Linked DNA regions of Mus musculus: region 1 is linked to region 2. The links are chromatin loops, found by intact Hi-C in ENCODE. Cell type or tissue: left cerebral cortex. All regions are shown on one strand. Each heading gives the region's core, and the rest is flanking DNA. Links, peaks and the distances in the headings are about the cores only. Region 1 overlaps Slc28a2b (solute carrier family 28 member 2b). Region 2 overlaps Slc28a2 (solute carrier family 28 (sodium-coupled nucleoside transporter), member 2).

The links. A loop is a pair of places that touch in the nucleus more often than their neighbours do. Peaks named below come from ENCODE experiments on the same cell type or tissue, not always from the same donor. Only the 100,000 strongest peaks of a DNase experiment are listed, where the experiment ranks them.
Region 1: it touches region 2 in a loop (1.8-fold over the local background); 13 of 42 quality-filtered maps call a loop at or near these places.

The regions. Positions count from the first base shown.
Region 1 is chr2:122,507,056-122,522,635 of GRCm38, reverse strand. It overlaps Slc28a2b (solute carrier family 28 member 2b), which reads right to left. Exons shown (of 18, transcript NM_001085518.1): 6 at 8,128-8,269; 7 at 5,569-5,682; 8 at 5,054-5,131; 9 at 4,596-4,676; 10 at 4,094-4,174; 11 at 880-1,005; 12 at 668-798; 13 at 87-255. Among named protein-coding and RNA genes, the nearest start is that of Slc28a2b, 30 kb to the right of the region's middle. In left cerebral cortex, for the core only: no CTCF peak of the experiment used is centred there; no DNase peak of the experiment used is centred there.
Region 2 is chr2:122,448,506-122,464,085 of GRCm38, reverse strand. Slc28a2 (solute carrier family 28 (sodium-coupled nucleoside transporter), member 2) reads right to left here. Exons shown (of 20, transcript NM_172980.4): 8 at 14,182-14,323; 9 at 13,047-13,160; 10 at 12,481-12,558; 11 at 12,023-12,103; 12 at 11,522-11,602; 13 at 9,480-9,605; 14 at 9,267-9,397; 15 at 8,686-8,854; 16 at 8,330-8,527; 17 at 7,684-7,765; 18 at 6,104-6,202; 19 at 5,807-5,918; 20 at 2,953-3,666. The coding sequence ends at 3,549. Among named protein-coding and RNA genes, the nearest start is that of Slc28a2b, 29 kb to the left of the region's middle. In left cerebral cortex, for the core only: no CTCF peak of the experiment used is centred there; a DNase peak (open chromatin) is centred at 7,527.

The DNA.
Region 1 (15,580 bases), core at 3,254-11,253, 59 kb before region 2:
CTCTCCTTCCCCTACCCTCTTCTCCTCCTCAGGCTTTCAGCTTACTGAGGGTCAGGGAAACATGCCCAACACATATAAGACTTTACCTGGAAACTGAGTCCACGGAAATCCACCATTTCCCCCAGCCAGGAGAGGGTAGCATTGACGAAGGCCAATACAGCCAGAAAGGCAATCAGGTTGGCTGCAACATTAGCAACAAGGCTTATGGCTTCTGTGGCTCCATTGCTTGCAGCTTCCAGGATATTCCTCTCTTCCCTGTGGTTATTGGGCACAGAGAAAAAATATGCTATCTACAGTAATCTCAGCTCCTCAGAGAGGAGCAGCTCTATAGACCATAAAATGGAAGAAATGGGCAGCCAGCCATTTTGAGGGGTGCTGGGAATCCTCAGTAATTATAATAGTGTAGATTACTCTGAAGTGATTCAGATATTATTGCATGAAAGTCTGATGCCAAGGACATAGAATATTTGTATAATATCCCACTAATGCCAGGTGGGAAGGTTAAGTTCAAACAAAACAAAGACTAAAAATGATTAGCTGGAAGCAGGGTAGCAAAAGGGGACATGGAGTGACAGACCTTCTTCCTTTGGGGAAGCTGGAAGTCTCTAGTACCCTGGGCTTCCTCAGGTAGCATACCTTACCATCTCCTGAACTGTCCCCAGCTCACCCTCGAGGCAGCTTCAGTCCCTCCTTGCTCTTGAACTTGGACTCTTTGACTTCTGGATATACCAGTTTGGACAGGGCAAGTGCACAAGGGGCAGCCATCACTGAGGCAGAAATCAAGGATGATGCATCAATCTGTAAAGCCAGATGGGGATTAGCACCACTATGGGGCTCAACATGAGTGCACCATGAGCAATTATGTTGACTGTGCCTCACCCCAAAGGATATGAAGGCTCCCAACATTGTGCCTGCTATGGTAGCAAAGCCTCCAGTCATGACTGCATGGATTTCAGAGATGGTCATGTCTGCAAGGTAGGGACGGATGAGCAGAGGTACTTCTGTCTAAAAACAAAGAAAAATAGTCACAAACCAAGAGGGTATTACTCACCATGTCAAAATGCTTATCCCAGACAGAGAATGGACCCATCAGATACATACCCTTCCAGCCAGTGGACAAAAGCCTCCTCAATTGTCTCCTTGTGGCTTGTTTTTCCCTGTTTCTCTATCATGTTATATATTACTATAGACAACAGGTGTTCATTTATTTTGTTTACCCTGCCTATATCCATGCACTTAGTGAGTAAATTGTAGAGAAAAATCTACTTGCTGACCACACACTAGATGTGTACAAAGCAAGTATTAAATGAACTGAAAAATGGCTTACCTAAGCTAATGCTTCATGAAATAATAAAGAAAATAATGTCAAGCCAGCAAGAACGTTCAGGCTGAAGACCTGAGATCAGTATACAATAACCACATTGGTAGACAGAAGGAAAGAAAAAACAGACAACCACAAGTTGTCCTCTGACCTATGAGAGCCATAATACATGAGTACTTATACCACACATTCACATGAAAACACATACACACACACACACACACACACACACACACACACACACACACACACACACACACAGAGAGAGAGAGAGAGAGACAGAGAGACAGAGAGAGAGAGAGAGAGAGAATAAAATACAATTTAAATGAAATGAAATGTCTGTAAATTTTTATTAGGAAGATTCAATATAGGAAATTACCTACATTTAATCTATGTGGCCATTTATCCTTTAATGAGTGTCAGCAAAAGAATGCATTAGGTTTTAAGGCTATGCCAGTGCCTGGCAAATACAGAAGCGGATGCTCACAGTCATCTATTGGATGGAACACAGGACCCCCTAAAGAAGGAGCTAGAGAAAGTACCTAAGGAGCTAAAGGGATCTGCAACCCTATAGGAGGAACAACAATATGAACTAACCAGTACCCCCAGAGCTGTGTCTCTAGTTGCATATGTAGCAGAGGATGACCTATTCAGCCATCAATGGGAGGAGAGGCCCTTGGTCTTGCAAAAATTATATGCCCCAATAGAGGGCAATGCCAGGACCAGGAAGTGGGAGGGGATGGATTGGGGAGCAGGGTGTGAGGAGTGTGTAGGGGGCTTTGGAGATAGCATTTGAAATGTAAATGATAAAAATATCTAATAAAAAAGAATGTATTAGCTACTAAGAACATAAATGCAAAGCTCTGGCTCTTAGATAACTTAGAGTCTAGCTGTCAAAATTCAACTGATTATAGATAATTTTAGCAAAATGTAAGGTCATGATAAAAGAATCCAAAAGTACTCTGAAAACAGATCAAAAGCAGATAGACAGTCCAAGGCTTTGGGAGAAAAAGACCCCAATGTTAAATTCTTACTCATTTGAAAAACTACTGTCCCTAGTGTTAATTTGACCAGTCAATAGCATAGATTTAACACTGAAATGGTTAATGTTGATTATCAATAATTGATAGAATCTCCTAAAAAATGACTCTAGAAATGCCTGTGAGGGGTTATCTTGATAGGTCAGCCTGTGAGAGATTACTTTAATTAGGTAGATTAAAGCAGAAAGGCCCATTCTAAAAGTGGGTAGGACCATTCCCTAGGCTTGGGTCCTGGTTGCTGGTCACAAGCATCATTATTTAGCTGACTTAAGCTCCTATCATCAAGTTATTCCCAACAGGATGGCTGTACTCTCAAACTGTGAGTTAAAATTGTTAGGAGCATCCCTGTTTGAATGTTAACTGCCTTGTCAGCCACAAGTGCTTACTTACAAAGTCTTGGCCTTAGTGGAAAAGTACTAGCTTAGTTGACATTTCTGTGGGAAAAATTGAGGCCTCTGTAGGAAAATACTACCCCCAGTTAAGAACAAATCCTATAGATCTTGTGGACAGGTACCTAGCAACCCACTTTGTTCTGTTCCTCCTGCTGAACTCTTTAGCTAGCCAATATCCTGCTTTTTAGAATATGTGCATTTCTCCAGAAACAAAGCAATTCTGCATCATTCCCCTCCCCATATCCTACTTCTATGGGTATAAAACCTGCCTGGGTAAAATAAAATTTGTCAGCTTGATCAAACAGACTTGCTTCCAGGATTTGAGTTTATTGCCCCCCATTCTCTCCACAGGTGGCTCCTCAGACCCTGTTTGACTGTCCTGAGGGCTGGGACAAAAATAAATCCTTTTTCTCTTAATATGCCTTTTTTTCCACGGTATTTGATCACAGCAAAAGAGAAAGACATCTATTCCATACAAACACATGCTCTTCCACACAGATGGATGCACTGAGAAAAATGCTCTGTGAAGAAGAGTCCTGATAGTTCTGAGCAAGATAAGCTATTGCCTCCTCAGAGACCTCAGAAAAATCACGGTGAATCACGGCAAGAAACCAAAGGTAGCTCAACCATCCTTCCTAGCTCCTGAGGGGGATAAGGCTTAGACTAGGACATTCACCTATATACCTGTGTAAGAAGCCAGATCATTGGCTAAGGACAACCTTCTAGATAGTATGTCTGGACTGTGCATCAGGCATCAAGAGTCAAAGAAATGAACTAAGTTCTCCTTGACCCTCTGAAGACTCTTTCATAAGGACTGAATGCCCCACGGTCTCCATTTCTCTGTACTTCCTCTGAAAAACGAGTCTAGGAAGCTGCGTGATGACACAGGCATATATGCCCTGCACCTGAGAGACAGAGGCAGGAAGATCAGAAATTCAAGGTCAACCTCAACTACATAGTGAATATGTGGTCAGCCTGGGCTACATGAGACCCTGTTTTAGAAAAAAAAAAAAAAAGAAGGGAGAAGGCGGGGGATGGAAGAGGGAAAATCCTCTTTCTAAATTAGTTTTCTGCCAAGTTCTCAGTTATTGAGAGATTAGAAAAACAGAAGGTTTGGGCTGCAGAGATGGTTCAGCAGTTAAGAGCACTGACTGTTCTTCCAGAGGTCCTAAGTTCAGTTCCCAGCAACTACAAGGTAGCTCACAACCATCTGTAATGGGATCTGATGCCCTTTTCTGGCATGTCTAAAAGAGTGACAGTATACTCATACATATAAAATAAATAAATAAATAAAACTATTTTTCAAAAGAAAGAAAAGCATGAAGCTCTGGGTTACTTACCAGCCCCACAAAGATGTTTCCTGCCATGGCCAGGGTTTCTGGAGCAGTGGTGCCCATCTTGCTTTGAAGAAACAAGGCAATCTAAAAGGATTCAGACACCTAAATGTTCAACGTTATCAGGAATTTGTATAATTCCCAGCAAAACTCTATCCCCTTCCCAACTCCATTTACTGGTAAGAAACAGAGACCTTTAGTAATTGTGTGCCTTGGACTTATAGAACAAGTTGCAAACATATTAGCCAGAGCTCTGGCCTTAGGGCTTCTAGAGCAAGCAAATTCAACCCAGTATGAAAGAGCTTCTTACCATGTTCTGCCTCCAGTCTATCTCAGGCCAGGGCAATCATTTGATACCAGGATGCTTCAGAGAGATTGCCTTTTCAAATTGGTTCTCATTCTCCATATCCTATGTATTTACTTTCTCCCCCAACATGTAAGTATAAACTCATTCATCCCCCTGAAAGATCCAAGCTGAAGGTCCTTTTGTGGAAACCAAATGCCTCACCTTCTGAATCACCCACTGCACAAGGCCCAGGTAGTAAAGAATAGACATCACACATCCGAAGAAAATAATGATTGGCAGAGACTGCAACAAGAACAGAGGCAGTGTGTGAGAGATTGTACTGTGTGTGCTCAGTGTGTCGTGGGCTAGGTCTTGCAGGATTCTAAACAGAGCTCTGGGAATGACCAGGGAATTGGATGCAGTGTAGTTTAGGAATAAACTCAGAATGCACTGCAGGCTATCAAACTATCAGCATTAAACACAGACTATTTCCCGAGCCTCTCCCCGCACCCGACTTTAAACCAATTTCATAATGGTAAGGATCATGGGGAAAGAGTAGACTCCTCTCCGGGATCAAGTTGGTAAATGCTTTCTGGTCTTGTGAACACACACATTGTTCCCAGATCTATTCCCCTGCCCTTCACTGACATTGTCATTCCTGCCCACAAAACAGGTATTACCTGAAAAGCAAAAACATTGTAGACCAGTGTATCACCAAAAACAAAACTGGATCCTTCCACAGTATAAGCCAGGAAAATCTGAAGTGGGAAGAAAAGCGACGAGAATTAGGACAGGTGGACCACATAGGAAAATGGGATCAGACTCACGTGTGACCACCAGTGAGCCATGTCCCAAAAGTTGGTCATGAAATGACAGACTCAGCAAATCACTTCTCTACACTTACATTCTCACCTGAACCCCATTTACCCAGCCAGATTCTGTAAACTACCTGAACCCCATAACTCACTCTCTCTCTCTTTACACAACAAGATCCTATATACTACCTGAACCCCACTATTCTCTCTACCCAACTGGATTCCGTATTCTCACCTGAACCCCATTACTCTCTCTCTTTACCTGACCAGATTCTGCCACACCATCATTACGGTGTAGTTCCAAAGCTTTGTGCTTCCTTCAAATCAACCTTCTCTGGGGTTCCTGGTAAAGAAAAACTCTGACATTCAACTCCCTGTACCTGGATCTGATCTCCCAGCCATTGAAATGCATTAAATCCAGGTTCAGTTCTGATGACCAAAATCCCAAAGATGAACTGAAGGCCCAGGCCCCAAAACACCGTCCTCCAGCATACCTGGGACCAAAAAGAAAATATTCCAGCATGAGTTACAAACCTTGCTCAGCCATTGCCTAATTCAACCATGTGCTGGGAGTGGGGCTCAGTGAGGGTGGTAACAGTCTCAGATAACGTAGCTGTGCTGGCTAGTTTTATGTGTACTTGACACACACTAAAGTCATCTAAGGGGAAGGAACCTCAATTAAGAAATGCTTCCCAAAAATTGAGCTGGAGACAAGACTGAATAACATTTTCTTAATTAGCAATTGAAGGAGGAAACCTAGACCATTGTAGGTGGCTCCATCCCTGGACTGGTTGGTGGTCCTGGGTTCTATAAGAAAGCAGGCTGAGCAAGTCAGTCAATAAGCAGCATCCCTCCATTGCATCTACATCTGCTCCTGCCTCCAGGTTTCTCCTGTTTTTGCATTTCTGTTCTGACTGCATTCAATGATGAACAGTGTCTTAGTTATGATTTCACTGCTGTAAAGAGACACCATGACCAAGGCAGCTCTTATGAAGGCAAACATTTAAGTTGGGACTGGTTACATTTTCAGGTTATGCCATGCCTCCAAGCTACATCTCCTCTGATAAAGACATGCTTTCTATTAGTGCCACTTCCCATGGACCACGAATACCACCACAAGCAGTGATGCTAAAGCATAAGCCAAATAAACCAGTTCTTCCTTAAGTTGCTTTTGACCATTGTTTTCTATCACAAAAATAGTACCCTAAGGCAATGGCATGGGTAATAGGGAGATAGGTAAAGGGAAATACACAAGTATTGTCTGTCTGCCAAAAACCAACCACAGCCTGGAGAGGGGTTCTCAGAGAAGGGGTTTCTGGGAGTGGTGAAAACAAAGGACTCAAGAAGTCAAATTCTGGCTTCAAGCTGGTGGCCTAGGTTCTGCTGAGGTGGTTTTCCTGACTGGTGTGTGTGTGTGTGTGTGTGTGTGTGTGTGTGTGTGTGTGTGTGTGTGTGTGTGTGCTCTACTGTGCTTTAGACAGCTTTTTTTTTGCTAATTCTAAAAACTCTAATTGAGACAGTTCTCTCTATTAGTAAAAATTCTAAAAGTTCTCTGGATTGCTCATGGGTTTTCTGACCAAAGTCAGAAAAGCTGCTATAAAAAAATTCTTGAATCTTCTAGCCAAGCTGAAATCTTATTAGAAAAAAATTTTTGAAGGGCTGTTTTTGCTCTCCAGACATCTCCAGACAGCATAACTCTCTCTAGAGAAAATTCTAAAGAACTGCTATAGCTTTCTGCTAGCTCATCTCATGCAGACCACAAGCCCAGTTTTTTATTTACATATCAATTGAGTTATATATTCCAGGTTTTCTTTCAATTATCTTATGAATTGGCGTCCTTTGACTCCAGCCCTTTGATTCTTAGGAGAGAGCAAGCATACATTTTCTTAACATTGCAAAGGAATTCAGAGATCTGTCTGCCTTTGTAAAACATAGACAATAAGGTAGTCGGGTGGGACCCTGCCCTGAAATTAATACTTTCACTATGCCTGGGTCTAACCTTGCTCAGTCCTAGGCTGACCCTGAACTCAGGAATCTATCTGCCCTTGTAAGCATAAACAAAAAATTTAGCTGGTTGGGCTCTCTTGAGATCACCACTCCCTAAATCTCTTTCTCTTTCTTTAGTGATTTTCTAACAAGTTGTCTCACAGTGCAGCTGCTTTTGTTGCTTTAGATTCATGAAGCCCCTCATATAATTCACTTTGCATCCTTATTATTTGCATAGTTGAAAAATTATATATTTTCAAACGCATGTATTTAGAGTCTTTTCCCATAGTCTAAAAGGCTACCCTAAAGGTCTCATTATTCACAATTTTACTGAAATATAGTTATACCCTAGACTCCTGGACTCCTGCTGTTTCTAACCATCATGGAGTCACTAAAGTTAACAGCAAGGACATACCTTAGAAGGAAAGAGTCCTTCACTGCTAGAACTGGTTCCAGAAAATATGTACATTATTACACAAACAAGCTTTATGCCCACAGTAGCCATTGACACTCATGGAGGCTCACACCCAGGCCCTGTCCCAGGGTCAGGAACCATGTCACTCTGTCCCCTCCAAAGCCATGCTGGGGTGGGTCCATATTGTTTAAAATAAGTTACATGATAGTTATTTCACACACATACAAATAACATTCACAAGCATCATTTTTGCTCAGTGTCACCTGATTCTCTGCCATACTCTATTTTTTCTTTCCCTCTTTATATTCTATTTATTTTTAGCACTGACTAGAAACCATAATTACCATAGTGACAATCAAGAAGCCACAGATCTTTAAAAGTTTTCAAGGTTTTCATAGGAATAGAGCTGTCAGGAGAAGATTCCGGGAGGTATTGCTTAGGTCTGTCTTTATGATGAGTACCTGACATGGGCACTTTACAATCTCTACATAGCCCCTGCTGTGTGTTTCTATGTCCAACCTAAATCCCTCAAACTCACCGCACTGTGGTGTTTGGAGCAGGCAAAGAGGATGAGGATGAACATACAGATTCCTGCAAAGGAGATCAGCTGCTCTGGCCTTTGAGCTGTGTCGAGAACCAGCCACAAGATCTGGCTAACTACAGAGGCTCCTGGCAACACCCTGGAGGAGGAATACCATAGCTGTGTCACAAACTCAGGAGAAGAGCAACAGAGAACTCCCTTAGTCGGAAGTTTGATGAGATAAAACAAGGGCTTATTCATTACACAGAGAGGAACCTTGAGAATGATCTGGTAGTTCCCTACCTTCTAACCCCCAATTTACATAAATTAGTGTCTAATCTGAGAATACAAACATATAACTCTCATTTCTCATACAGACATATCAATAAAATGTGATATATAGATTAATCCTTGAAGGTGCTTCTAGTGACTAATCCAAATACTCAAAACAGAAAGAAAAAAAATGATGTGTTGGCTCATGTGGATTGCTATTTATTTCTAACCACTCCAAAAATTTTTAATATCAAATATGTTATTTGTGAACTTACAGCCTTTACTACATAGACTGGTGGCTGGAGATGTAGGTTAGCAGAAAATTTGGCTACAATATACAAGACCCTGGGTCCAACCCCCAGCTTCCCAAAATAAAAAACAAGCCATTCATGTAGTGCAAACTTTAAGAAGTGGAGGCAGGAAATCATGATTTTAAGGTTGGGAATTGGAGGATTGGCTCAGCTGCTAAAACACCTGTTCTTGTAGAGAACTCAGGTTCAATTCCCATCACCTACATGGTGGCTTACCAACCACCTGTAGCCCCAGTCCCAAGGATTTACTCCCCTCTTCTGAACACAGTGGTCACCAGGCATGCATGTGGTACACATATACCTGCAGACACTAAAACAGATCAATCTGTAGATCTTGACTCCTTTAGTGGTGTCTGTCACATATGAGATATCCTGCACATCAGATATTTTCATTTTGATTCATAACAATAGCAAAATGAAAGTTAAGAAGTAGCAACAAAACCATTTTCTGGTTGGGGGTCACCACAGCATGAGGAACTACATTAAAAGGTCACAGCATTAAGAAGGTTGATAGCCACTGCCCTAAGGGGCTGTAAAGACAAAAGCAGGTAGAGGGGCTCTGGAGGACTAGAGGGGAAGGAGCTAAATCACAGAGCAGGAAGAGGCAACCTGGCTAATAGCTTGATATAAGTGCAAGCATCTGCTCTGACCACTTCACTGAGGAGAAGCATGGATTTTCTCACATCTGTCATGGCCTCTTGGGATTTCAGACTGAGTCCCAAGTGCACCAGCAATGCTGACCCAAGACTATCAGAAACAGGACTAGGGCTAATAAGCCTGTTGCCATGTGTTCTCTACATTTTGCCTTGCTATAGGTAAGAGCCTGGAGTCCACTCAGGAACTGTCAAAAGAAGATATTAAAGAGATGGCTTTGATGCTCAGACATCTCTTGTCAAGGATGCACAAGGCCTTGGGTTCACCGCCCAGTACTCCATGAACTGAGTGTGGTAGTGCATGTGTAATCCTGGCACTCAAGAGATGGAGGCAGGATATCAGAAGTCCAGAGTCATCCTTTGCTACATCCTTGGCTACATAAAGAGTTCTGAGACCACCCTGGACAAGAGACCTTGTCTCATGATAAAGAAAAGAAAAAGAAGAGAAAGGAGGTAAGAAGAGGGCTTTGATCTCATTAGTGAGTTAATCCACTGACCCATTCACAATTAAAAAGACTCCTATGTTAGGAGATGGAGGAAGCTATAGAAGCTGAGACCCAACTGGTGGAAGTCAATCACCAGGACATGCCCTCATAAGTTACACCTTGTGCCAGGTTCCTTGACCTACTGACATCCTATTGCAGATAGCCCTGGGGCTATTGGTAATTTGATGCTAATTACATTCTCTGGGGAAGGGCTTCAAACAAGGAATAAATCAGCACTCAGGTGATTCCCAGTAAACCTTTTTCCCACCTTAATTTGCAAAAAAAAAACCAAAGTCTAGAGCCTGTGATTGGGCAGAATAAGGCAAGGTGGAGCTGAAAGTTGAGTGAGAGAAGGAGGTGGAAGGAAGGTAGAGCAGAAGGGCATGGTCTGGAGAAACCACAAATTATAAGGAGTCTCATAGATGGGGAATATGTAGATAGTGTAGCTGTAGATCTGCCCAATCTAGGCACACAGCTTGTACACCTATTAATTGAGTTGTGTTTTCATTGCCAGGGCATATTTGGATTGGAGAATTACCTCAACAAATTGGTGCCCAATGTATTGATTTGAACTCAACTAAACTGAGATAAAAGTTCACAGCCTTCAACCACCAAATAGGGCTTGAACAGTGATATAGGCTGCAGCAGTATGGATTAGAAACTGACTTGAGTCTGAGGGGCCTACAGAGAGACAGAGAGGCTCACTCCCCCAACATCCAGATAGAGAGCTAAGGCCAGGGGCAGCACCTCAGCTTGGAGCTAGAGAGGAACAGGTGACCCTGGAACATAAATGCCTGCAAGGTAGTATTTGGGCAGACACAGTGAACTTATAGAAGCATCTATGCCCGTGAGAGTCTTTCTGTGTTCTCTTCCCCATATCCTTTGCCCCCCCCATCCTGTCTCTCCTACCCCCAAACAGGGACACAGAGAGATGTGGCTCTTTCTGCCCTCAACCCCTGCTGTGAATAAAGAATCAGGAGACAAAGGTACAAAGGGCTCTGGACCAGGTAATTCATTGATATAAAGAGGGAGATACAGCCTTTTGATAAAGATGAGAAACACAATAAATATCTTTTTGGCTTTATGTGATAATATTTAGAGGAAATAGACACTATATCATTTACCAGTATTGCAATATTTATTCTCTCGATTTACTATGTCTTCTCAAAAGACAGGGCCCTAGATAAAAAATATACTTTGCCTTGGAAAAGATATTACAAGTAATTCTAGAACCACTAGAATTGGAGACACAGGAAGTTATAGAACAGAATAAGAGACAGAAAGAGTAGGATGAAGGTTGGAGACAGAAGCTAGAGAAGATGCTAGAATAAAGACTTTTAAAGTTCATAGGTGAGTCTGAGCAACAGAGATAAGTTTAAGACTTGGCAACATAGCCTAGTGGAAACACTAGAACTAAAGGTTCAGGATTTCATCAGAAAGAGGAGAGTGAAAGTTGGAGACAGGAGCTAGAAAAGACACTAGAACAAAGGATGTAGCAGCTCACAGATCAGAATGAACAGTAAGGAGATAGAGATAAAATTTGGAAGCAAACCCTAGAGGATATTTTACTGAAGCTAGCAAATCAAAATAAGACAGGCAGATGGTGCAATATTGGAATTACAACATAAAGAGTAGCTAAGATTATGGAAGCAGGGCTTAGAACAGAAGATACAGGAAATTATAGAACAGCATGAACAACAGAAAGAGAAATTTAAGACTTGGCAACGGGTTTAGAGAAAACATGAGAATCAAAGACAAAGGAAATTATAGATCAGAATAAGAGACAGGAGGATGAAAATGAAGGTGAGAGACAGGTGCTAGAAAAGATACTAGAACAAAGGATGCAGCTGCTCACAGATCAAACTGAGCAGCAGAGAGAAAATAATGAGGATTGGAAACGAGACTTGAAGAATAACCTTTTAAAAATTAATCAAAATAAAATGGACAGCAGACTATGAGAATTGCTTTTTAAAGAAAAAAATCAAAATGTGAAGGGAGACAGCTGACCAGATAGATGGTATAACAAGATGGTTGCTCTAGGCAGAGATCCAAACAGAAAAATGGTATAAGGATATATTGTTCTAATATGTCTTAACAGGATACACAAAATCTGTCTAATGTGGGCTCCACCAGAATTCTGGGTTTAAATCCTGCTTTGATTAGCTGCCTGCTTATAAGCAGGTACAGATAGAAGTGTGAATAAATTGTGTTAAGATGATCGGCGGGAGCCATCTTGGTTCCGGGACTCCACCAAAGTAGTCTGCACAGGTGAGAGTGTGCACTACAGAAGCTAACAGCTTCTGGGATGGCAGGAGCCACAGAGCTTCTGAGGCATCGCTCTTTTCGGGCTCCAGACATCCGGCCACCTTCCCAGCCAGAGGATAGGTGTCTGCCCAGCCCTGGAGAGCTTTGCCTCAGCATCAGCGGAAAACATCTTGGTTCCGAGACTCTGCCGAAAGTTGTCTGCACAGGTGAGAGTGTGGACTACAGAAGCTAACAGCTTCTGGGACAGGCCAAAGGAGCACAGCTTCTGGGAAAGGCCCTGTTTTGGGCCATCATCTTTGGCCAGGAGGGAGGTCTGAATGCCAGATATCTGTGCACCTTCCCTGTAAGAGTAGAGCTTGCTGCAGAGAGTGCTCTGACCACTGAAACTAAGGAGAGAGCTAGTCTCCCAGGTCTGCTGATAGAGGGTAACAGAGTCACCAGAGGAACAATCTCTAAACAGAGAAAACTATAACAACTAACTCCAGAGATTACCAGATGGCAAAAGGTAAACGTAAGAATCTTACTAACAGAAACCAAGACCACTCACCATCATCAGAACCCAGCACTCCCACTTTGCCCAGTCCAGGGCACCAAAACACACCCAAAAAAGATAGACCTGGATTTAAAAGCATATCTCATGATGAGGGTAGAGGACATCAAGAAGGACTTTAATAACTCACTTAAAGAAATACAGGAGAACACTGCTAAACAGGTAGAAGACATTAAAGAGGAAGCACAAAAATCCCTTAAAGAATTGCAGGAAAACACAACCAAACAGGTGATGGAATTGAATAAAACCATCCAAAACCTAAGAAGGAAAGTAGACACAATAAAGAAAACCCAAAGTGAGGCAACGCTGGAGATAGAAAACCTAGGAAAGAAATCTGGAACCATAGATGTGAGCATCAGCAACAGAATACAAGAGATGGAAGAGAGAAACTCAGGAGCAGAATATTCCATAGAGAACATCGGCACAAAAATCAAAGAAAATGGAAAATGCAAAAAGATCCTAACTCAAAACATCCAGGAAATCCAGGACACAATGTGAAGACCAAACCTACGGATAATAGGAGTAGATGAGAATGAAGATTTTCAACTCAAAGGACCGGCAAATATCTTCAACAAAATAATAGAAGAAAACTTCCCAAACCTAAAGAAAGAGATGCCCATGAACATACAAAAAGCCTACAGAATTCCAAATAGACTGGACCAGAAAAGAAATTCCTCCCGACACATAATAATCAGAACAACAAATGCACTAAATAAAGAGAGAATATTAAAAGCAGTAAGGGAGAAAGGTCAAGTAACATATAAAGGCAAGCCTATCAGAATTACACCAGATTTTTCACCAGAGACTATGAAAGCCAGAAGAGCCTGGACAGATGTTATACAGACACTAAGAGAACACAAATGCCAGCCCAGGCTACTATACCCAGCCAAACTCTCAATTACCATAGATGGAGAAACCAAAGTATTCCACGGCAAAATCAAATTCACACATTATCTTTCCACAAATCCAGCCCTTCAAAGGATAATAACAGGAAAAAAAAAAACAATACAAGGATGGAAACCCCGTCCTAGAAAAAGCAAGAAGGTAATCCCTCAACAAACCTAAAAGAAGACAGTCACAAGAACAGAATGCCAACTTTAACAACAAAAATAAGAGGAAGCAACAATAACTTTTCCTTAATATCTCTTAATATCAATGGACTCAACTCCCCAATAAAAAGACATAGACTAACAGACTGGCTACCCAATCAGGACCCAACATTTTGATGCTTACAGGAAACTCATCTCAGAGAAAAAGATAGACACTACCTCAGAATGAAAGACTGAAGAACAATTTTCCAAGCAAATGGTATGAAGAAACAAGCTGGAGTAGCCATGCTAATATCTAATAAAATTGACTTCCAACCCAAAGTTATCAAAAAAGACAAGGAGGGACACTTCATACTCATCAAAGGTAAAATCCTCCAAGAGGAACTCTCAATTCTGAATATCTATGTTCCAAATGCAAGGGCAGCCACATTCATTAAAGACACTTTAGTAAAGCTCAAAGCACACATTGCACCTCACACAATAATAGTGGGAGACTTCAACACAACACTTTCACCAATGGACAGATCGTGGAAACATAAACTAAACAGGAACACAGTGAAACTAACAGAAGTTATGAAACAAATGGACTTAACAGATATCTACAGAGCATTTTATCCTAAAACAAAAGGATATACCTTCTTCTCAGCACCTCATGGGACCTTCTCCAAAATTGACCACATAATTGGTCACAAAACAAGCCTCAACATATACAAAAATATTGAAATTGTCCCATGCATCCTATCAGACCACCATGGACTAAGGCTGATCTTCAATAACAAAATAAATAATAGAAAGCCAACATTCATGTGGAAACTGAACAACACTCTTCTCAATGATACCTTGGTCAAGGAAGGAATAAAGAAATTGAGGACTTTTTGGAGATTAATGAAAATGAAGCCACAACATACACAAACTTATGGGGCACAATAAAAGCATTTCTAAGAGGAAAACTCATAGCTAGGAGTGCCTCCAAAAATAAACTAGAGAGAGAACACATTAGCAACTTGACAACACACCTAAAAGCTCTAGAACAAAAGGAAGTAAATTCACCCAAGAGGAGTAGACTGCAGGAAATAATCAAACTTAGAGCTGAAATCAACCAAGTGGAAACAAAAAAAACTATACAAAGAATCAACCAAACCAGGAACTGGTTCTTTGAGAAAATCAACAAGATAGATAAACCCTTAGCCAGACCCACTAGAGGGCACAGGGAAAGGATCCTAATTAACAAAATCAGAAATGAAAAGGGAGACATAACAACAGAACATGAGGAAATCCAAAACATTATCAGCTCCTACTAAAAAAGCCTATACTCAACAAAACTGGAAAACCTGAATAAAGTGGACAAATTTCTAGACAGATACCAGGTACCAAAATCAAATCAGGATTAGATTAATGACCTAAACAGCCCCATATACCCTAAAGAAATAGAAGCAGTCATTAATAGTTTCCCAACGAAAAAAGCCCAAGACCTGATGAGTTTAGTGCAGAGTTCTATCAGAACTTCAAAGAAGACCTAATTCCAATTCTCCTCAAACTATTCCCCAAAATAGAAACAGAAGGTACTCTACCCAATTCATTCTATGAAGCCAGAATTACACTGATACCTAAACCACATAAAGACCCAGAAATGAAAGAGAACTTCAGACCAATTTCCCTTATGAATATTGATGTAAAAATACTCAATAAAATTCTCACTAACTGAATCCAAGAACACATCAAAACAATCATCCATCCTGACCAAGTAGGTTTCATCCCAGGAATGCAGGGATGGTTCAATATATGGAAATGCATCAACGTAATTAGGTATATAAACAAACTCAAAGACAAAAACCACATGATCATCGCGTCAGATGCGGAGAAAGCATTTGACAAAATCCAACAC
Region 2 (15,580 bases), core at 3,584-11,583:
TGTTTCGTTCTCCAAACACGTGGGGAAAATTCTTACAGTCATGGCTAATCTGGCAATGACTGCCACAGAGGCCAACCTTGAGATAGAGACAAAAATTTACTCTTAAAAAAAAATTGGGCTGGTGAGATGGCTCAGTGGGTAAGAGCACCCGACTGCTCTTCCGAAGGTCAGGAGTTCAAATCCCAGCAACCACATGGTGGCTCACAACCATCCATAACGAGATCTGACTCCCTCTTCTGGAGTGTCTGAGGACAGCTACAGTGTACTTACATATAATAAAACAAAAAACAAAAAACTTATTGCCGGGCGTGGTGGCGCACGCCTTTAATCCCAGCACTCGGGAGGCAGAGGCAGGTGGATTTCTGAGTTCGAGGCCAGCCTGGTCTACAAAGTGAGTTCCAGGATAGCCAGGGCTATACAGAGAAACCCTGTCTCGAAAAACCAAAAAAAAAAAAAAAAAATGTAACGAGCACTGATACACACTGAGCCATGTTGCTAGCCCCTACCCTATTACTTGACTGACACAAGAATCCTCTCTGAGAACGGACGGGCACATTCTTGTTTGCTGTTGTCTACCTTTGTCTCACTTAAACCCTTGCTTCTGATTGAGGTGCATTAACACTCCTGTCCCACTATCAGTCAGTATGTGTGTCTGTCCATAGGTATCTCTCGGATAAATTGCACTGCGTGCAATCCTGGAAATTGCTACTTCTTCTTGAAATGCTTCCTCAACTTCACCCTTGGTGGCCAACCTCTCATCCCCAGGACAGGTCATTCCAAGGAACTAGTATTCCCACTGGAGCCATTTGATGACCTGGTTACCCCTGCTCCTTGGCTTACCATCATTATTTAAGACAGTATATGGCTCCATCAATTCTGAACTTTAGACTTGTATCTTAACCAGAGCAAGGACTTCTAGTCTGTAACCCTCAGCAAACTCCAGCCCAAATGGACCCATCCTCTAATCCCGCCCTTCTGAGACTAGGTAGGAGAGGAGTTAGGCATATGTGGGGCAGGGTGCCAGGTACCCCTGGAGAAAGTAAAATATGTCTATGGTAGACGTATGCAAAAAGTATTCGCCTTCATTTGCCTGATCTATTAGAAACAAAATACCTTAAATCAAAAGGGCACTTAAACAATAGAAATGTATTCCTCACAAATCTGAAGGCTGAGAAATCCCAGATCAGAGCAGCAGAGGTTGGTGTTTAAGGACCCGATTCCATATACAGGCCCATCACTCACCAACAGGCAGAAGGACAAAGTGTTTTCTGATTCTTCAATCATTGCATGGATCCCATTCATGAGAGCTCCACCCACATGACCTAAACACACTCTAAGTTCTCACCTCTAATACTAACACTTCCTGGACAGGGTCTCAATACATGAGTGAAGTGGGGTACAAACATCCACATTCTAGCACTGCTAAACTTAGGACAGGAGATATGGAATCAAATGAAGGCAGGAGAAATGAGAGCCAACACTCGCTATGCATCTCTGTGTCACAGTGATGATGCTAGAGAGGAGATACTGCATCTTCCACAGCAAGCCTTCTATGAAGCTGTAGTTATTTTCACTTGAGAGGGTAGGGACCTTGAAGGGTCACTTACCAGGAAGGTAGGGATTTTTAAGGAAACTCAGTAGTTGTGTATGGTGACTGAATGATCACGCTCATGGGTAGGTGGCATGACACAGTGTACAGTGATGAGAAAAACAATCTTGGGTTGACAACATAGACTAATGGGTATAGGTGCTAGCACACAGGTTTAAGACTTGAGGCCAATCTCCAGATTCCAAAAGGTGGCAGTACAGACCTGATTTCTGACACAGCAAGCCTCTGATTGCTGATTCATGCCTGCATACTTGGACAGAAAGGTTACCCTCTAACCTATTGATGATGACCCAATCATTCCTAGATGTTTTGGACACCCAGCCTCTCTGTGATCTGTGACTGCTCTGGGTAGCTCCGTGGAAGCATTGCTGTCTATGGCACTGCCTCTGCCACCCCCTCCACTGGGCTGTTCCTGGGTTCTTTAGAATGGCACCAGCACCAGATCATAAATCCAGCAGAGTCTCTTGCATTTTTATTTGTTTTTCCTTCTGATTTGTTGAGACAAGGTCTCTCTCTGTAGCCCAGGCTGTCCTGAAGCTCACCCTGTAGACCAATCTGACCTCATGCTCACAGAGATTCAAGTCATATGTCACCCACACTTGGCCCCTTACTGAGGAGCTGAAGCCAAGAATAGTGAGGTGCTGGAGAGACAGTTAAATAGCCCTGGTGTGAGTGCTGTAGTGAGGGTGCTGGAGTTACAGAGTTAAGTAGCCCTTGTATGTGTGCCCCTTACCCATTTCTGTTGAGAGAAATCCTCCCGGGGTCTAACTCAGGCTATCTGGCCAGCTTTTTGTAGGGTAATTCTTATAGATGGTCCAAAACTATTTTAAAGGATTCTAGATAAACCTGAACTGCAGGTAACTGGCACTGAATGAGAATACCAAATCAAAATAAGAGCCTGGTAAATTATGGATATTCCTTAGGATTTTATGTATTGGGGCTTACAAGAAGGTTCAGTGGTTAAGGGTATACTGTTCCTGCAGCAGACAGGAGTGTAGTCCCCAGCATGCATATTGGGTGTCTCAGGACCACCTATACTTCCAGGTCCAGGTGGCTCCCATCTCAGGGTTCCTCTGGCACCTGTACTCACACGCACAATTTTAAAAATGCTTACTTTTTAAAAAATGCTTTATATCCAGGCAGTGGTGGTGCAGGCCTTTAATCACAGCACTTGAGAGGCAGAGGCAGGCAGATTTCTGATTTCGAGACCAGCCTGGTCTACAGAGTGAGTTCCAGGACAGCCAGGGCTACACAGAGAAACCTTGCCTCAAATAAATAAATAAATAAATAAATAAATAAATAAATAAATAAATAAATAAATAAATAAATAAAACAACACTTTATTACAGGAATCATTTTTATTTCTTTATGAAAATAAAAGAAGCTCTTGTGTTTATAAGTCTTTGGCAATACAAAAAGAATGTGTGTCTTTAAATTCACACATGTTTCAATATAACTTTAAAAATATCTCCCCTCACATCCACTCCTACACTAGGACATGTCATGTTTGGGCCAGGCTTGCCTTGAATCTGAGGTAATCCCCTTAGCTGTGAGCCTACAGGTAAGAGACCACGGGGTTTGCCACCATTCCCAAGTTAAAACTAAGCATCTACTTTGATTTCCCCACTCTCCCCACTCTGGGCCAGGCCCGGGGTTGAACCTGGATCTTAGCCCTCACCACACACATATTTTCTCCTCAGTTACATGCCCACCATACTTTGGCTCAAGAGGGTCTATAATGAATTTCATGTCTGGTAACCGGAATTTCATGTCATGCCGCTGGAAAGGTAAGGGCTGATTTTTATACAGAGCTATAGTGAGCTCAGAAATTTCACTTTGTGGAGTTTAGTGGGGTTCTCAGAGAATAGGAAGTACATGAAAATGTATTTGGTAATATGAATCTGTTCTATGAGAACTGTCTTGGAGCGGCCCACCAGCCTCATGCACACACAGTGCTGGTATAGAGGTCACAGCAGCTAGCAAGATTCCTGAGGCTGGACACATTGTCTTGCCAGGGGCCTGAGAAAGAAGGCATGTTGGTGCCATTCAGCGAAGTACTGAAATGATAAAACCAGATGCACAGGGGTCAGACACAAACAAGGCAAAACAATCGACAAGTTTTCCAAATAACTGAGAACAAACCTACTGTGCATAGATCTGTTGTCATAACCAGGACATGAGATCCAACTGAACGAACTTGGCTTCTCACGCTTTAGTCGACGCTAGAACAGAACCCTGACCATTGTCTGCCCAGAGCCCAGCTCCTAACCTCAGGTCAGTTACAAATGTCTGGCATTTCCAAACAGTTGAGAAAAAAATTAGACCTTATACATGATCCAGAATTTAATTTAATAAAAAAAAAAAAGCTGATAACTAGGGCCACTTTCCTTTTGAGAAAGAAATACTGTTTATACTTTATTGCTACAAATTAATTAGACAAAGTTATTTCTCTTTTTCTCAATTTTTGATTTTCATTCTATTCAAACTGAAACAGAATTATATCACTTCTCTCCATCATGTTCCTCCCTCCAGCCCCTCCCATTTATCCTCTCTTGAATCCCTCCCATATTATCCTCTACTCTCAAGTTAATATCCACTTTTTTATTATCATTACATATAGACAGACAGACAGAAAGAAAGACAAATCCAGCTGTTATTTTTCTCATATTCTAATTCCATGTGCAGGTGTGGGTGTGTGCATGTGAGGGCAGGTGCCTGCAGAGGACTTAAGCATGGGACCCTCTGGAGCTGGAGATGTAGGTGGTTGGAAGCCCTCAGTGTGCATGGGGAAATAGAACTCAGGCCCTCCAGGACAGCAGCCTGTTAGTCCACCTGCAAGAGCTGCATCTGAACAGCTACTTAAGCCAGACTCCAGCTGACTTGTGAGTGGATTTATATGGTATTTGAGCCCCTGAAAATATTTCTCTGGGCTTCTAGATGCCAACCATTCTTAGAATATGTCTTTAGAAAATCCACTGAGAATATACACATTAGAACTCCACCAGACAAACAATCTAGCCACTTTATAAATTCTGCTTTAACAATAAATGAAATTTGCAATTCACTTACTTTTACTTTGTTTCTTAACCTGTTCTACAGCTAACATCTGATTAAGAACAGGGACACATCAAGGACATACACATTGCCTCCTAATCAGGCTCCAGATCTGACCTCTCTCCTGAGCCTCAGACTCCAGTTGACTTGTGACTCACTTTATATGCCAGTCACTCAGGTACCTCCAAAATAACATATCCAGAACCAGAAGAGGCCATGCCTTTAGCCTTCTCTCCTATTTCTTGTTCCTCCTTGTGATGGACACACAGACCCAAGTCAGAAAAGACCATTCTTTCCCCTCTTCACCCTGGGCCTTTCTTCTATGAAGTTGAGGGTCACTCCTATCGACTCTCCCTTCTGTGGTGCCTGTATCTGTTAAGTGTCTTACTCTCTTGCTAAGACTGTTACAGTGATGCGTTTGCTCTCCTTGTTACCAAACACCCTTCCATAAAGCACAGCTCACCATGCTGGGGTCCAGAATCCTGCAGGTCAAAATTGGACTCCTCGAGGTGTTCATGCAAGGCCTTTCTATAACGGTTCAGTCTTGCTTCCTAGAGCTCTCCCCACTCACCTGCAGGCTACTACCAGCATGCACCTTTTTGGCTTTTACCACATCAAATATTCTACTTCCTCATTCCTTCTATGTGTCCCAAAACTCATTCCTTGGGCTCAGTGATAGGTTCCTTTCATATTCTAGAATATAGTAAACAAGGTAACCTTCACACTATCTGAATTCAAGTTTATCTTTTCAATTTAAAATCTGTCTTCTCCTGGTCTGCTTTATTTCTATCTGGAAAAAAAATCTGAGTTTTAGACGACTGTAAAATCATCATTGTCTACTCCATACATTTCAGTCACAATAAACACAGGAACTTCTTAACCAAGAGACCAAACTTCTTTCCCTTCTGCTATACAACACCAATAAATGGAACCTGCCACACACAGTAGGACTAATAATGAAGATAAAACCTACTAAGAGAAAAGAGTCCAGACTATCAATCACAAGCATCCATGTTGTGTCTCATACACTCCACACAGCTTCCAAGACTCTGTACTCAAGACCTCCATCTCCCAACATCCAGAAGTTCCCTTCATATAAGAGGATATGCTAGGGGGGGAACAGAAACCCTGGTGTTTGCCTACCTCTGGAAAAGCTCTCTGCAGCACACATATGTCTCATAGGTTCTATTGGTGAAATTTGTGTTTAGGAATGAGACACAGTCAGTTTCAGCGCCTCTGGGAACATAGAGGATTCCTGCATGGAGAAGATAATAGTTATTTAAAGAGACAGATTTGACACATGCACTCCAACGTTCTGTTTTGCTTGGATGGGAGTTGGTAACACCGTAGATTAGGTGTCTGTGGGGTAGATGGTTAGTTAAATAAACATTCTGAGAGAGATCCTGTAGTCTCTGCCAGAGACAATACTTAGGCACCTACCTGCCATGCAGGCACTGATAAAGGAAACACAGGCACCTGTGAAGAGGGCCCTGACCACAATCTTGCACAAGTCACTCTTCCTCTGGGGTATCATGGATGCTGTAGACAACAAGAGAAAGCAATTGATGTCTTCCTCACACAGCAAGGAGGTGTAGCCCATCAGTCCCCATTAGAAGAATGAAAAAACCAGGTCAGAAGACTAGTGTTCTTCGACCAACCACCTAAGCCTGCTAAAGCTTCCTTAAGAGGTGCATACATACATACATTAGTCTTGACACATAAGTCAGACTTCTCCTGGATCAAGGATTGTATGTCTGACCCTCACCTCAGTGGTTCTGGAATGCATTCAAGATAAATCTCAATCAAGCAGGACTCTGAGCTGCTCCCATAGGCACAGATGCCTGTGTCAGCCAGTTGAGGTCTACACCAGTAAGTCCAGAGTGGAATTACATGGAGAATTTGAGCCAAAGGACTGGACAGGACAGCATCCATCTCACTTCAGCCCAGAGTCACAGCTAACATGTGGCAGACATACAGCAGTGTGGATGAGTATTTTATAGAGAGGAAAAGGACCAAAAAGAAACTGTTTCAGGAATTACATGTAGAATTTGAGCCAAAGGACTGGACAGGAGAGCATCCATCTCACCTCAGTCCAGAGTCACAGCTAACACCTGGCAGACATACAGCAGTGTGGATGAGTATTTTACAGAGAGGAAAAGGACCAAAAGAAACTGCTTCCTTAGCTATCAGGGACATAAATTTAGTGAATCTACCCCAGATATTATTGCCAGAAGTGGCGTTTTAACACACTCTTTTCCTATATTTCTTCTTAGACTTTGTAACTTTGTTTTTCCAAGTGCTCAGCTCGGAATTCTGAGACACACATACACACAGAGAGACACACAAACACACCTACAGATCCACCACATACACACACACACACACACACACACACACACACACGCACGCACGCACGCACGCACGCACGCACACACACACACACACACACACGCACGCACACATGCACACCCACACACAGATCATCCTCCAAGACCACCACCCCTCTCCTGGTATTCCTGCAACCATCACTCACAGTCAGCACCCTGAACACCTCTGCTTCACGTACTAATGGCTTCTCTGTACTACCGGACTCTCAGCTTTTGCCCAGCAAGATATGATGCTCACTGACTCCACTTATCTGCTTTGTCTCCTGTTTTCCTTTGGCTTTTTAAAATTCCTGTGCAAATATCACTCTTATAAAAGAAAAAACTGTTGGGAAGATTAATTTCAGAAAGAACTTTTGGCAGTTTAACAGCAAGATAGAAATATAATGTTCATAGCTTCTTCCTTATAGGAAACTAAAAATAAAACCTGTTTGTGCCTTGGCAGAAAGGAGAGCAGGCAGATGAAGCATTGGTTGTAAAGGATATACCATAGTGAGCTGACTGCATTAGCTCTGAGCTACATGTGGCCTGCGAGGTCCACTTCACTCCAGATTCTCTATCTAGCCTCAGCTGTGCAGTGAGCAAAGGCTGGATCTGCCTGGCATGTTGAGGACCTGGGGGAATTGAACAACTCACTCAAGCCTCCCAGTGTGATTCCTATGGAACTAAGATTGGCAAATCCACAGAGGGAAAATGTTGTAATGATTTCAGCTTTCACCTAGAGCAGAGAAAACAAGTAGATAAATTTAGTCCTGGTGGGTCTCAGAACCATGTTAGAAGTTCCAAGGCACACCAAATCTTTCTTACAGTATTCTAAAGAATACACAAAAGATACTCAGAAAACAACCAGCCCCTGTCTTACAACCATTGTCATGATATGGTAATACCACCAGACTCCTTGCCCAGTAGGGTTCTTATTAAAGATACAGAGAAAATGACCTAGAGATGCTAAGAGAGAAAAATTGTTTCATAGAGGTTTGAATGTGTAGATAAAGGGTCATCAGGACATCCAGGAGAAGGTATGTTCTTTGGACTGTCCTAGTGTAAGGAAGCAACAATTATCTCATAGATCAAAGTTGGGTCAGATTTCAGGAGAGAACTAACACAGAGACCTGGAGCAGGAGCTTGGGTCCTGACAAACGTGCTTCTGCTTGTCTCATGCATAGGCTGGGACACTGAGAAACATTTGCAGTCCCACAATGTTTATGTGGCATGCTGTACCTTCCCTTAGATATGCCTGGCCCAAACCTCTCGCTCTGTAATTCGCTGGATTGTCACTTACAGAAATCCACTGTTTCTCGCCATTGATCCACTCTTCTACTCCAGAGAGACGTTTGTTCTTGTACTGAGACAGTTGCTGGTAGGCCACAAATTCATTTATGAAGAACTTGACTCCCACTATCTCAGCCACCAGTGGGCAGTCTGCCCACTGTACACCCATCATGAAAACCATGGGCCTTAGGACATAGGAGCAGATGACCTGAGAAAGAAGGGAAAGGAAGAGTAGACAACAGAAGTCAGGCACCAGGAGCTGCTCCAGACACTTAGCCGCCTCTCCTTCCTCTACCTCCTTCTCCTCCTCAGGCTTTCAGTTTACTGAGAGTCAGGAAAACATGCCCAACACATATAAGACTTTACCTGGAAACTGAGTCCATGGATATCCACCATTTCCCCCAGCCAAGAGAGGGTAGCATTGATGAAGGCCAATACAGCCAGAAAGGCAATCAGGTTGGCTGCAACATTAGCAACAAGGCTTATGGCATCTGTGGCTCCATTGCTTGCAGCTTCCAGGATATTCCTCTCTTCCCTGTGGTTATTGGGCACAGAGAAAGAATATGCTATCTACAGTAATCTCAGCTCCTCAGAGAGGAGCAGCTCTATAGACCCTAAAATGGAAGAAATGGGTAGCCAGCCATTTTGAGGGGTGCTGGGAATCCTCAGTAATTATAATAGTGGAGATTACTCTGAAGTGATTCAGATATTATTGCATGAAAGTCTGATGCCAAGGACATAGAATATTTGTATAATATCCCACTAATGCCAGGTGGGAAGGTTAAGTCGAAACAAAACAAAGACTGAAAATGATTAGCTGGAAGCAGGGTAGCAAAAGGGGACATGGAGTGACAGACCTTCTTCCTTTGGGGAAGCTGGAAGTCTCTAGCACCCTGGGCTTCCTCAGGTAGCACACCTTATCATCTCCTGAACTGTCCCCAGCTCACCCTCGAGGCAGCTTCAGTCCCTCCTTGCTCTTGAACTTGGACTCTTCGACTTCTGGATATACCAGTTTGGACAAGGCAAGTGCACAAGGGGCAGCCATCACTGAGGCAGAAATCAAGGATGATGCATCAATCTGTAAAGCCAGATGGGGATTAGCACCACTGTGGGGCCTCAACATGAGTGCACCATGAGCAATTATGTTGACTGTGCCTCACCCCAAAGGATATGAAGGCTCCCAACACTGTGCCTGCTATGGTAGCAAAGCCTCCAGTCATGACTGCATGGATTTCAGAGATGGTCATGTCTGCAAGGTAGGGACGGATGAGCAGAGGCGCCTCTGTCTAAAAACAAAGAAAAATAGTCACACACCAAGAGGGTATCACTCCCCAAGTCAAAGTGCTTATCCCAGATAGAGAATGGACCTATCAGATACATGCCCTTCCAGTCAGTGGACAAAAACCTGCCCAACCATCTCCATGAGGTCCTGTTTTCACGTGTTCCTCTAGCATATTATAGAATACTGTAGACAACTGGTGTTCATTTACTTTGTTTTCGGTGTCTAAGTCCATGAGCTTAGTGAGTAAATTATAGAGTACAGTTCCATTGCTGACCACACACTAGATGTCTACAGAGCATGTATTAAAGGAACTGAAAATAGCTTATCTAAGCTAATGCTGTATGAAATAATAAGAAAATAATGTCAAGCCAACAACAAAGTTCAGCCTGGAGACCTGATATCAATATCTAGAACCCATAAGGAAAGAAAAACCCGGCATCCACAAGTTGTCCTCTGACCTCCATATGAGAGCCATGATACATGACTACTTACACACATACGAAAGAGAGAGAGAGAGAGAGACAGAGAGAGAGAGAGACAGAGAGAGAGACAGAGAGAGAGACAGAGAAGAGAGGAGAGATGAGAGAGGAAGAGTCATTAAACAAAATATAATTTTTTAATGAAATGTCTGTAATTTTTATTAATTAGGAAGATTCAAGGAGGAAATGACCTAGCCTTAATCTATTAGGTCATGTATCCTTTAATGAGTGTCAGCAAAACGATGGATTAGCTTAGTAGAGCACTAAGGCAAGGGCCCTGCTCTTAGATGATTAGGTCTAGCTGGAAAAGTTCAACTGATTATAGATAATTTTAGCAAAATGTAAGGTCATGATAAAAGAATCCAAAAGTACTGTGAAAACAGATCAAAAGCAGATAAACAGCCCAAGGCTTTGGGAGAAAAAGACCCCAATTGTTAACTTCTTACTCATTTGAAAAACTATTGTCCCTAATGTTGATTTGACCAGTCAATAGCATAGATTTAACACTGAAATGGTTAATGTTGATTATCAATAATTGATAGAATCTCCTCAAAATGACTCTAGGAATGCCTGTGAGGGGTTATCTTGATAGGTCAGCCTGTGAGAGATTATTTTAATTAGATTAAAGCAGAAAGACCCATTCTAAAAGTGGTTAGGACATTTCCTAGGCTTGGGTCCTGGGTGCTGGGCACAAGCACCAGTGGCCTTAAGCTCCTGTCACCAAGCTCTTCCCAATAGGGTGGCTGTACTCTCAAGCCGTGAGTCAAAATGAATCCTTTTTCTCTTAATACACCTTTTTTTTCCAAGGTATTTAATCACAGCAAAGAGAAAGACATCTATTGCACACAAACACATGCTCTTCCACACAGATGGATACACTGAGAAAGATGCTGTGTGAAGAAGAGTCCTGACAGTTCTGAGCAAGACAAGCCATTGCCTCCTCAGAGACCTCAGAAAAATCACGGTGAATCACAGCAAGAAACCAGAGGTAGCTCAACCATCCTTCCCAGCTCCTGAGGGGATAAGGCTTAGACTAGGACATTCCCCTATATAAGAAGCTGGATAGTGTGTCTGGACTGTGCATTAGGCATCGAGTTCTCCTTGACCCTCTGAGGATTCTTTCATAAAGACTGACTGCCCCATGGTCTCCATTTATCTGACTTCCATAAGAAAAATGAGCTTTTCAAGCCATGTGATGACACATGTGTATATGTTCAGCACTTGAGACGGGGGGAAGCAGGAAAATCAAGAATTCAAGTTCAACCTCAACTACATAGTGAGTATGATGTCAGCCTGGACTACATGAGACCCTGTCTTAGAAAAACAGGAAGGAAGGAGGTTGGGAGGGACAGGAGAGGGAAAATCCTCTTTCCAAATTTGTTCTCTGCCAAGCTCTCAGTTCTTGAGAGATTAGAAAAACAGAAGGCTCCAGGGTACTTACCATCCCCACAAAGATGTTTCCTGCCACGGCCAGGGTCTCTGCAGCAGTGGTACCCATGGTAATTTGCAGGAACCAGGCAACCTACAAGAAACCAGACACATAAATCTTCAACATTAGCAGGAGTCTTGAATAGTGTCCAACAAAACCCCTCCCTGCTATTCCATTTAGTGTTAAAGAAACTGAAGCCTGGAGAAATAGTGTGGCCCAGAGTAACAGAACAAGTTGCAAACATATTAGCCAGAGCTCAGGCCTTGGGGCTTCTAGAACAAGCAAATTCAACCCAGTATGAAAGAGCTTCTTACCATGTTCTGCCTCCAGCCTATCTCAGGCCTGGGCAATCATTTGATACCAGGATGCTTCAGAGAGATTGCCTTTTCAAATTGGTTCTCATTCTCCATATCCTATGTATTTACTTTCTCCCCCAATGTGTAAGTATAAACTCATTCATTCCCCCTGAAAGATCCAAGCTGAAGGTCCTTTTGTGGAAACCAAATGCCTCACCTTCTGAATCACCCACTGCACAAGGCCCAGGTAGTAAAGAATAGACATCACACATCCGAAGAAAATAATGATTGGCAGAGACTGCAACAAGAACGGAGGCAGCGTGTGAGAGATTGTACTGTGTGTGCTCAGTGTGTCGTGAGCTAGGTCTTGCAGGCTTCTAAACAGAGCTCTGGGAATGACCAGGGAATTGGATGCAGTGTAGTTTAGGAATAAACTCAGAATGCACTGCAGGCTATCAAACTATCAGCATTAAACACAGACTATTTCCTGAGCCTCTCCCCGCACCCAACTTTAAACCAATTTCATAATGGTAAGGATCATGGGGAAAGAGTAGACTCCTCTCCAGGATCAAGTTGGTAAATGCTTTCTGGTCTTGTGAACACACACATTGTTCCCATCTCTATTCCCCTGTCCTTCACTGGCATTGTCATTCCTGCCCACAAAACAAGTTTTACCTGAAAAGCAAAAACATTTTGGACCAGTGTATCACCAAAAACAAAACTGGATCCTTCCACAGTATAAGCCAAGAAAATCTGAAGTGGGAAGAAAAGGGACAAGAGTTAGGACAGGCGGGCCACAGAGAAAGATGGGATTGGACTCAGGTGTGACCACCTGTGAGCCATGTCCCAAAAGTTGGTCACGAAATGACAGACTCAGCAAATCACTTCTCTACACTTACATTGTCACCTGAACCCCATTACTCTCTTTCTTTACCCGACCACATTCTGTATACTACCTGAACCCCACTATTCTCTCTACCCAACTGGATTCCGTATTCTCACCTGAACCCCATTACTCTCTCGCTTTACCCGACCACATTTTTATACTACCTGAGCCCCACTATTCTCTCTACCCAACTAGATTCTGTATTCTCACCTGAACCCCATTACTCTCTCTCTTTACCTGACCAGATTCTGCCACACCATCATTACGGTGTAGTTCCAAAGCCCTCTGCTTCCCTAAAATCAACCTTCTCTGGGGTTCCTGGTAAAGAAAAACTCTGACATTCAACTCCCTGTACCTGGATCTGATCTCCCAGCCATTGAAATGCATTAAATCCAGGTTCAGTTCTGATGACCAAAATTCCAAAGATGAACTGAAGGCCCAGGCCCCAAAACACCGTCCTCCAGCACACCTGGGACCAAAAAGAAAATATTCCAGCATGAGTTACAAACCTTGCTCAGCCATTGCCTAATTCAACCATGTGCTGGGAGTGGGGCTCAGTGAGGGTGGTAACAGTCTCAGATAACATAGCTGTGCTGGCTAGTTTTATGTCAACTTGACACACACTAAAGTCATCTAAGGAGAAGTAATCTCAATTGAGAAATGCCTCCATAAGATTGAGCTGGAAACAAGACTGTATGGCATTCTTAATTAGATGGAAGAGGGCCTAGTCTATTGTGAGTGATGCCACCCCTGGGCTGGCAGTCCTGGGTTCTATGAGAAAGCACGTGATCAAGCCATGTTGAGCAAGACAGTCAGCAGCACCCCTCCATTGCATCTGCATCCGCTCCTGCCTTCAGGATCCCGCCCTGTTTGAGTTCCTGTTCTGACTTCCTCTGATGATGAACAGTGATGGGAAAGCATAAGACAAATAAAACCCTTTACTCTCCAAGTCGCTCTCAGCCATGGAGTTCCACCACAAAAATAGCACAGGGAACAGGAAGAAGGGTAAGAAAAAGTATGATGATATTGTAAATAGGCAAATATATCCATACTGATTTTTAAAATAAGTTAGATTACAGTAAAGACACATACATGCAAATAGCGTATGCAAACATCAATCCTGCACAATGCCATATGATTCTCTGACATGATCTGTTTTCTTCCTTCCTGCCTGCCTTCCTTTCTTTCTTCCTTTTTATTTCTTCCATTCTTTCTTTTTCTTTCTTTCTTCCTTTCTTCCTTCCTTTCTTCCTATTTGATTTTATTTTTCTTTAATGCTGACTAGATTCATATATACCACAGTAACAATTAACAGACCAAATGTCTCTAAAAGCTTTCAAACTCGCATAGGAATAAACCTGTCAGAGGAAGATTCCAGAAAATATTGGTTATCTCTGTCTTTATCATGAGTACCTGGCACGGACACTTTACAATCACATAGCCCTTGCTGTGTGTTTCTATGCCCAAGCTAAATCCCCCCCCCAACTCACCGCACTGTGGTGTTTGGAGCAGGCAAAGAGGATGAGGATGAACATACAGATTCCTGCAAAGGAGATCAGCTGCTCTGGTCTTTGAGCTGTGTCGAGAGCCAGCCAGAGGATGAGGCCAACAACAGAGAGTCCTACGAACACCCTGGAGGAGGAATGACAACACTCTGTCACCAACTCAGGTGATGAACAGCAGAGAAGCTCCTAGTCAGAGAATCCCTGAGATAATGCAAGAGCTTATTCCTCGTTAGACAGAGATGGACCTTGAGAATCATCTGGTAGCACCCTAGCATCTGCTTCCCCCTCCCAATTTACATAAATAAGTGTCTGATCTGAGGATACAAACCACATAACTTCTCGTTTCTCATACAGACATATCAATAAAATGTGATGTACAGACTCATCCATGAAGGATGAAGGTGCTTCCAGTGACTAATCCAAATACTGAAAACAGAAGAAAATGATGAGCTGGTCCCCTGTGGATTGCTACTCCTTTTTTAACCACTCCAAAGGCTAGGATCAAATACACCATCTACGGACTTAAAGCCTTTACTACATAGACTAGAGGCTGCAGATATAGCTTAGCAGAGCATTGCCTAGAAGTTACAAGACCCTGGGTCCAATCCCTAGCCTACCAAGATAAATAAGGAGTCAGTCATGTGTTGCAAACCTTAGGAAGAGGAGGCATAAGGAATGTGATTTTAAGATTGGGATTTGGGATTGGAGAACTGGCTGAGCACCTGAGAATACTTATGCTTGTGGTGGACTCAGGATCAATTCCCAGCACCCACACAGTGGTTCACCAGCCATCTGTATGTAACTCGAGCCCAAAGGGATCTGATGCACTCTTCTGTACACAGTGGTTACCAGTCATGCATTAGGCACACATGCATACATGCAGACAAAACACTCATACACATAGAATTGAAAAAACAGTTCATTTATGTTTATGAGCAAGTTTGCGCCTAGACTCTAAGAGTGTTTCTCAACCTGTGCGACAAGACGCCTTCGGGCGGTCATATATCAGATAACATACATATCAGATATTTACGTTATAATAACCATCATGTAATTATGATACATAACAGTGACAAAATTGCAATTAGGTTAGCAATGAAACCATTTTCTGGTTGGGGGTTACCACACCATGAAGAACTTAATTTAGAGGTCACAGCATTAGGAAGATTGACAGCCACTGCTCTGAGGGGCTATAAAGACAAAAACAGGTAGAGGGGCTCTGGAGGACTAGAGGGGAAGGAGCTAAATCACAGGGCAGGAAGAGGCAACCTGGCCTTTGCATAGGTAAGAGCCTGGAGGCCACTCAGGAACTGTCAAAAGAAGATATTCAAGAGATGGTTTTGATGATCAGCCATCTCTTGTCTAAGATGCACAAGGCCTTGGC